2 separate regions of the Mus musculus genome follow, and region 2 is linked to region 1. The links are chromatin contacts, found by Hi-C or POLR2A ChIA-PET in ENCODE. All regions are on one chromosome and are shown on one strand. The core of a region is the stretch at or near the end of the contact, and the rest is flanking DNA. Distances in the headings are between cores, read along the strand shown.

The links. A loop is a pair of places that touch in the nucleus more often than their neighbours do. ChIA-PET counts read pairs that join two places held with the same protein, here RNA polymerase II (POLR2A).
Region 2: a loop to region 1 is called in a map of left cerebral cortex, with 3 times the contacts of the local background. The contact joins the promoter of Msi1 here to the promoter of 4930401G09Rik in region 1. A Hi-C loop is called at or near these places in 3 of 37 maps with a recorded cell type or tissue (T-helper 17 cell and left cerebral cortex). POLR2A ChIA-PET finds 5 or more read pairs at or near these places in 3 of 5 experiments (Patski and embryonic stem cell).

The regions. Positions count from the first base shown.
Region 1 is chr5:115,358,666-115,361,974 of GRCm38, reverse strand. 4930401G09Rik (RIKEN cDNA 4930401G09 gene) reads left to right here and starts at 1,852. Exons shown (of 2, transcript NR_163911.1): 1 at 1,852-2,055; 2 at 2,843-3,275. It also overlaps a transcript of Msi1 not described here.
Region 2 is chr5:115,428,030-115,431,338 of GRCm38, reverse strand. Msi1 (musashi RNA-binding protein 1) reads right to left here and starts at 1,664. Exons shown (of 15, transcript NM_008629.2): 1 at 1,533-1,664; 2 at 1,322-1,362; 3 at 635-716; 4 at 451-535. The coding sequence starts at 1,591. A930005G22Rik (RIKEN cDNA A930005G22 gene) reads left to right here and starts at 1,835. Exons shown (of 2, transcript NR_168295.1): 1 at 1,835-2,029.

The DNA.
Region 1 (3,309 bases), core at 603-3,102:
CATCTCTCTAGCCCCCCTCCTATCTCTAAGGTTTTGATTGCTAGGTTTGGTTTGGATTTTGTTTTGTTTTTGTTTTTGTTTGTTTTGAGGCAGGGTCTCCTGTAACTGGAGATGGCCTCAAACTTGTTTGTTTGTTTTCTAGACAGGTTTTTTCTGTGTAGCCCTGGCTGTCCTGGAACTCACTGTAGACCAGGCTGGCCTTGAACTCAGAAATCTGCCTGCCTCTGCCTAAGTGCTGGAATTAAAGGCATGTGCCACCACTGCCCGGCCCTGTCTTTCTTTTCTTAATTTTAACTATATACTGTCTTATCTACAATTAGTGTGCATGTGCGGGTGTGTGAGGATGCACAGGTATATGCAGGTGAACAGGTGGAGGGATTACACAGATGTGTGTGTGCAGGTGCACAGGCGTGTGTGTATATGTGCGCGCGTGTAGGTAGAAGCCTGAGAATAACCTTGGGTATTGTTCTTTAAAGACTGGAGCTTTTTCTTTGGCAGGCCTGAATCTCACGAACCTCACCAACTAGGCTACAGTGGCTGTCGAGCCCTAGGAGTCCTCTGGTCTCATTTCCCAAGTGCTGGGATTTTCACTTTTCCTCCTTCTCTTTCTTTTTTTATTATATTATATTATTTTATTTTAATTTTCTCCACATGGGTTCTAGGAATTGAACCTGGGGTCTGAATGCTTGTAAGGCAAGCACTTTATTAGCTGAGCTACTGCCCAGATCCCTGACCTGCGGTTATTAAAGAAGACAGAGGGGTGAGGTGAGAGGTGAGTCATTGATTAAGGCACTAAACATGAAGCCTAAGCCGGGCGTGGTGGCGCACGCCTTTAATCCCAGCACTCCGGAGGCAGAGGCAGGCGGATTTCTGAGTTCAAGGCCAGCCTGGTCTACAAAGTGAGCTCCAGGACAGCCAGGGCTATACAGAGAAACCCTGTATCAAAAAACCAAAAAAAAAAAAAAAAAAAAAAAGAAAGAAAAAACAAAAAAAAAACCAAAAAACAAAAACAACAAAAACATGAAGCCTAAAAATCTTAGTTCAGTTCCCTAAGACCCACGTGGTGCGAGAGACAACCAACTCCTGAAAGCTGTCCTCTGATCTCCGCTTGCACTGACTACTGAACTCTCTTGCTTGCTCTCTCACTCTCTTGCTCTCTCGATTTCTTACCAGAGATGGTAAATAAAAGTTAGGAAAAAAACTAGGTGGAAGAGGAGGAAGAGGAAGAGGAGGAGGAAGAGGAGGAGGAGGAGGGAGAGACTCAGGAGGCTAGGGCAAAAGGGTGGGAATTTAAGGCCAGCCTGAGCTATATAGTGAGACCCTTACTTAAAAACAAACAGGGCTGGGGCGACTGCTCAGTGGTTAGAGCCCTGGCTGTTCTTCCAAAGGACCAGGGTTCAATCCCCAGCACCCGCATCGCAGCTCACAACTGCCTGCAACTCCACAGCATCCAACGCCCTCACACAGACACACACTTAGGCAGAACACCAGTTCCCGCGAAATAAAAACAAAGAAGTCATTAAAAAGAAAAGAACAACCAACCAACCAATGAAGCAGCAAACAAACCAAAAGCTGAGGAGGTGGCTCAGGGCCTGCAGCTCTGTTAGAGAACCCGAGTGAGTGAGTGTGTGTGTGTGTGTGTGTGTGTGTGTGTGTGTGTGTGTCCCTGCCCCCCACTTCAGACAACTCACCACCACCTGAAGATCAAAGGGAATACCAAGCAGGGCAGTAAATCAACTGTCAGGTGAGTTCTGAGTTATGCAGATTTTCAGGAAAGGTTCCTGCCTTCTGCTCTGTGCCCAGTTCCTGGGGGAGGGATGGGACTTTTCTTCGTATTTCTTATCTACTCCCACTCCTACAGGAAATGAGGATTCTCAGAGCTCTCTGACTGGATCTCCTGTAGCCCAGGCTGGCCTTGGTTTTGCTACGTAATGACCTTGAGCCCCTGATTCTCCTGCCCCCGCCTCCTGAATATTGGGATAACAGGCATTTATTACCACAGCTGTTTTTATCACAGTGCTAGGGACAGACAGAGCGCAGGCCTTGTGCAGTTAGGTAAGCACTTTGCTTTGTCCCAATTCCTTTCTCCTTTTCTTTTCTAACTTATTTATTTGTTTGATTGTTACTTAAAAATTTTTTTTTTTGCGGTGCTGGAGATTGAACCCAGGGCCTCAGGCATGCTAGGCAATTGCCAGACTGCTGAGCTACATCCCCAGCCTTCTTAATCGTAATTTGTCCATGTCTTGTTTTTGATACGGGTTCTTACCACGAAGCCCCAGCTGGCCCTGAGTTTGCAATGTCCTTTCTGCCTCTGTCTTCTATTGCTGCGTTTAAAAGTACATGCCTAGCGTTTATTTCCTGTTTTGAGACAGATCTTACCAAGTTGCCCACACTAGCCTGGCACTCAATCTACAGCCTGGAGCTGGCCTTGAACTTGTGATCTTTTTGTTCCAGAATATAGAGTCGTTGGAATAACAGGCCTGACTAGAATAACTGAAGACTCCCATCCCTCACGCACCCAGGGATTCACTATACATAGTGACAGACCCTGCTGGCTTCAAACTGACAGAGATTCTCCTGTCTCTGCCTCCCCAGTTCTGGGATGAAAGGCATGTGTTTTGGCCTGGAATTCTTCATTCTCCTGCCTTAGTTTCCCTGGTGCTGGGATAATGGGGGTGGGGGTGGGGGGAGCACCACCATGCCTACCTTGAAGATTTCTTGTACCAATGTGAGGAAGATGAGAAGCCTCAGAAGAAGGCCGGAAGAAAGAGCCCCCGGGGTTGAGCCGACCTCTCTCCCTGTATTCCTTTCTCAGGTTTCACCTCCCTCCATCTCCTTCCAGGAACCTGAGAGGAGACCAGCCACGTTGAAGGTCGAAGGCAGGACTTCCCTGGCCCAGGCTTTTGGGCGGCGCCCGCCTAGGAGGAGCCTGCCACCCACTGGGAGCGAGCGGTACTGCAGGTGCTGGACACCCACCCCCTACCCAGTCCTTTGACTGATTTAACTCTGCCCAAAGGGTTCTTGTCCTCATGTGACTTACAGTCTATGGAACTGACAAGAGCGACAGAAATCCCGGTAGCAGCTGAACAGCCTTGGATCTTTTTTTTTTTTGGATGGGAGGATTTTTTAAAACAACACAAATAGTATACATTCATAGCCAAATGTTTAAAAAGAAAAAAAGCCCAGATATAGCTTTCCTCAAACATGTGCATAGCAGCTACACAAACTGTAGGCAGCCTTTCCGTCTAAAAAATGTTTAAATACAATGTGGTAGGGACTCATTTAATGTATTTTCATAGACTTTTTTTT
Region 2 (3,309 bases), core at 415-2,914, 70 kb before region 1:
GGGGGGGGGGAGCGGGAGGGCTCTGTGATGCTTTGCCATTGGTCTGGAATGGAAAAGGGGGTGTCACAGAGTCAAATAGTAGTTAGATTTCAGAGAAGCCACCGTGGGTAACTGTAGCCCTGACTCATTCAATCTGGGGGTAGGATAGGGGCCCGGCTCCACCCCAAAGCCAGAAGTACCAAGATTAGTACTCACAGAGAAAGAGTAGTAGTTGCTGCGTCCCTCACCAACACTGGAGGTGGGGCGTGTGGCATCTTATCCCAGGCCTGAGATTTTTTTTTTTCCTTTCCTCCCTCTGTCCCTAACTCCACTGACAAACTTTCAGGGCATGACAGCTTTCTCACTCTGCAAACTCCATGCAACTGTCCCCACGAGAGAGAGTTCCCGGATCGCTCTCCTCCGGCAGCCTCCCTCTCCCAAAGGACCCCCGAAACCCCGAGGGTCACTCACTGTTTTGGAGTCGAGCTCGTGCCGCGATTGCGCCAGCACTTTATCCACCCCCGCCTGGTCCATGAAAGTGACGAAGCCGAAACCCCTGCGCCGGTAGTGAGGGAGAGGCAGATGGTTACAAGGACAGCGAGTGGCCTCGGCGGGAGGGGCGAGCGCGGTGGCAGGAGAGGTCTCCGGGACTCACCTGGATCTTTTGGTCAGGGGGTCCCGCATCACCAGACACTCTTTCACCTCCCCGAACTGGCCGAAGTATTCGCGCAGCCCTTCTGTAACCACACACTCGCCTTCGGACCAGCCCAGGCCCGGAGCCCTTCCCCCTCCTCCCCCGTCCTTTGCCCCTGGTGACCCCGGCGCGGCCCCGCCGCCCCCGCGCCGAGCTGCCCGCGCGCACTCTCCGCGGCCGGCCCCCCCACCCCTGCCCTCGCCGGGGATTGGGGAGGGGGGTCCCGCAGAGCCTTCCTGGCGCCCACCGGGGCCTCGGCAAGGCAAGGGCCGGGGCCGGGCTGGAGTAGGGGACCGCTCAGGTTGGGTTCCCGCCGCTCCGGGAGCAGCCTCAACAAAAGTTTGAGCCGCAGGTGCGAGCGGAGTTGGAGCTGCCGCTGGCGGGTCCCGGGGGCCCAGCCCGCCCCCCCCGATGCCCCCTCAACCCGCCCCCCACCCCCCACAACTGCTCCCCAACCCGCGCCGGGCCGTGCGCGCTCGCCGAGCGTGCTGCGCTCTCGGGGTCCCCGGGGCGGGGCGCGGAAGAGGGCACGAGGGCGCCCGGGGTCAGCGGGGCGCGGGGCCGGGCAGGGGCGTCCGGGCTTGGGGTGCCGCAAGGGGTGCAGGGTGGCGGTGCGGGGGCCGGCGGGCGATCCCTGGGCTGGCTCACCCTGCGTGGTCTGCCAACTGAGTCCTCCGATGAACATCTTGCTGCGGGAGGAGCAGAGACACAAAGGGCCCGCGTGAGCGCCGGGCGCCAGGGAGCAGGGGGCGCGGGCCCGAGCCCCGGGGAGGCCCCGGCCCGACCCGGATCGGCCATGTTGGCGGGGCCGGGGCGGACGCGGGCTGGGCAGGCTGGGCCGGGCCGGGCCGGACCGTACCAGGGGTCGTGCGGCGAGTCCGGGGAGGCGAGGCCGGGCTGGGGCGCGTCAGTCTCCATCGGGAGCCGCGGGCGGCGCGGGCAGCGGAGCGGCGGCGGCGGCGGCGGCGGCGGCGCTCGGCGCGGGGCAGATGAGGAGCGCGGCGAAGGGGGCCGGACGGACAGGCCATGCTGCCCCCTCCCCCGACCCCGCTCGGGCGGGCGGGCGGGGACGGCCAAGGGGAGGGCCCGCCGGGGGCCGACCTGCCGGCTCCTCCCCCCGCCGCCCTGCGCGCATAAAGCCCGGCGCGCGCCCGGGCGCCCGCGGAGGCGGCGGCGCTGGGACCCCCCTCCCCACTTCCCTCGGGGTTCCTGTGTGTCCGGGGGGTGAGCGAGCTCCCCTGATTCCTGGTGCGGGCTCGGGCCTGGGGCGCGGCCGCACCCCTCACCCACAGCGGCGCGGGGGCCCAGCCGTGGGGAACGCCCTCCCGGGATGAAGCGCTTCCCGGTGCGTTCAAGGTAGCTCGGCTTCGGATGGGGGAACCCTCCCTAGTCCTTCCTCCCTGGTCCTCGCTATTGAGAATTTAGAAGGTGCCCCCAATCTTCCTGGGTCGGGTTGGAGATAGCTCAGTGCCCCCCAACACCTTCCAACTGGTAAGAAACCTCTCCCAGTCCGAGCGAGGAGTTGCCCTTGGAGACCCCCAGTTTCTCCTGAACCTAATTTAGACTGCCTTGACGACAGTCTCCAGTCCATTCCTAGTTTCCCACGTCCAATTTGGGGAGCCCTCGTAGTGCCTTGCGTCCCGAGTGGGGAGCATTTATCAGCAACACTAGTAGAATCTTTCCCAGTTTTGTTTGCCCCTCCTCGGCCCTTGCTGTCCAAATTAAGTGTGCCTTGTAACTCCCCTAAACCCCTTTTCTCCACACCTGGGACCCCTATGGTCAGCTGAGAGAATGCCCAGCCTCGAGCCAGGTTTCCCAAGTTGTCACCTCCCCGGCCTTCTGTGGGCACCTCCTCCTGTCTCACTTCCAGCCCCTTTCGGACTGTCTGGAGTGGGGGGAAACTGATTCCAAACACTTGCCCGCTGGCAGGGTCCCCAATGAAGTGGAGAGAGAAGTCGGTGTCTCGGAGATTCCAGGCTGTGCACCCTCCAAGTGACTCCCTTTCATCTGGGGTCCTAGCTCCCTTCCATTTGATTTGGAAGAACCTGGGCTGACTCTCCACCAGGTTTAGAGTTAACTTCCCTTGTAAATAATTTCCTTCTATGAAGCCAAACTCCTGTCTTCTTCCCTCTAACTCCTGGCTCTTTAGCATCACCTCCTAGTACTTGAACCCCATGTCTCTTCATTCACCCCCATAAACTCCTTCTCTCCAGCCTGGGAAGACCAAGAAAGTCCCTTATATATGACAAGAGGCAGATTCACCCTCCTCCCTCAAGACCAAGGGATGTCTTCACTTCCCTGGTTGAAACCACGATAGAAATGGTCCAAACAGGAGGCTAAGGTGCCTTTACAAGCCCCACCCTACCACTTTACCCCACCCCCACCCCGCATCCCTATCTCCTCCCTTCCTTACATCCACCCAGGTTGACTCAGTAGCCACCTGTGTGCAGGACCAATCCTGCACTCTTTCTCCTTTGTGATAATGTGTGCCCCTGGTCCTGGCACCCCAACCTAGAGGTGCTTTCCTGTTCCTCCTAGCACGCACCCCTCCCCCCAGCCATCACACCCCAGAGAGAGAGTGAGCCCCTTTTAAGTTTCCTTAGGAACCTTGTGGGAAAGCTCAGCAGGTATATCCG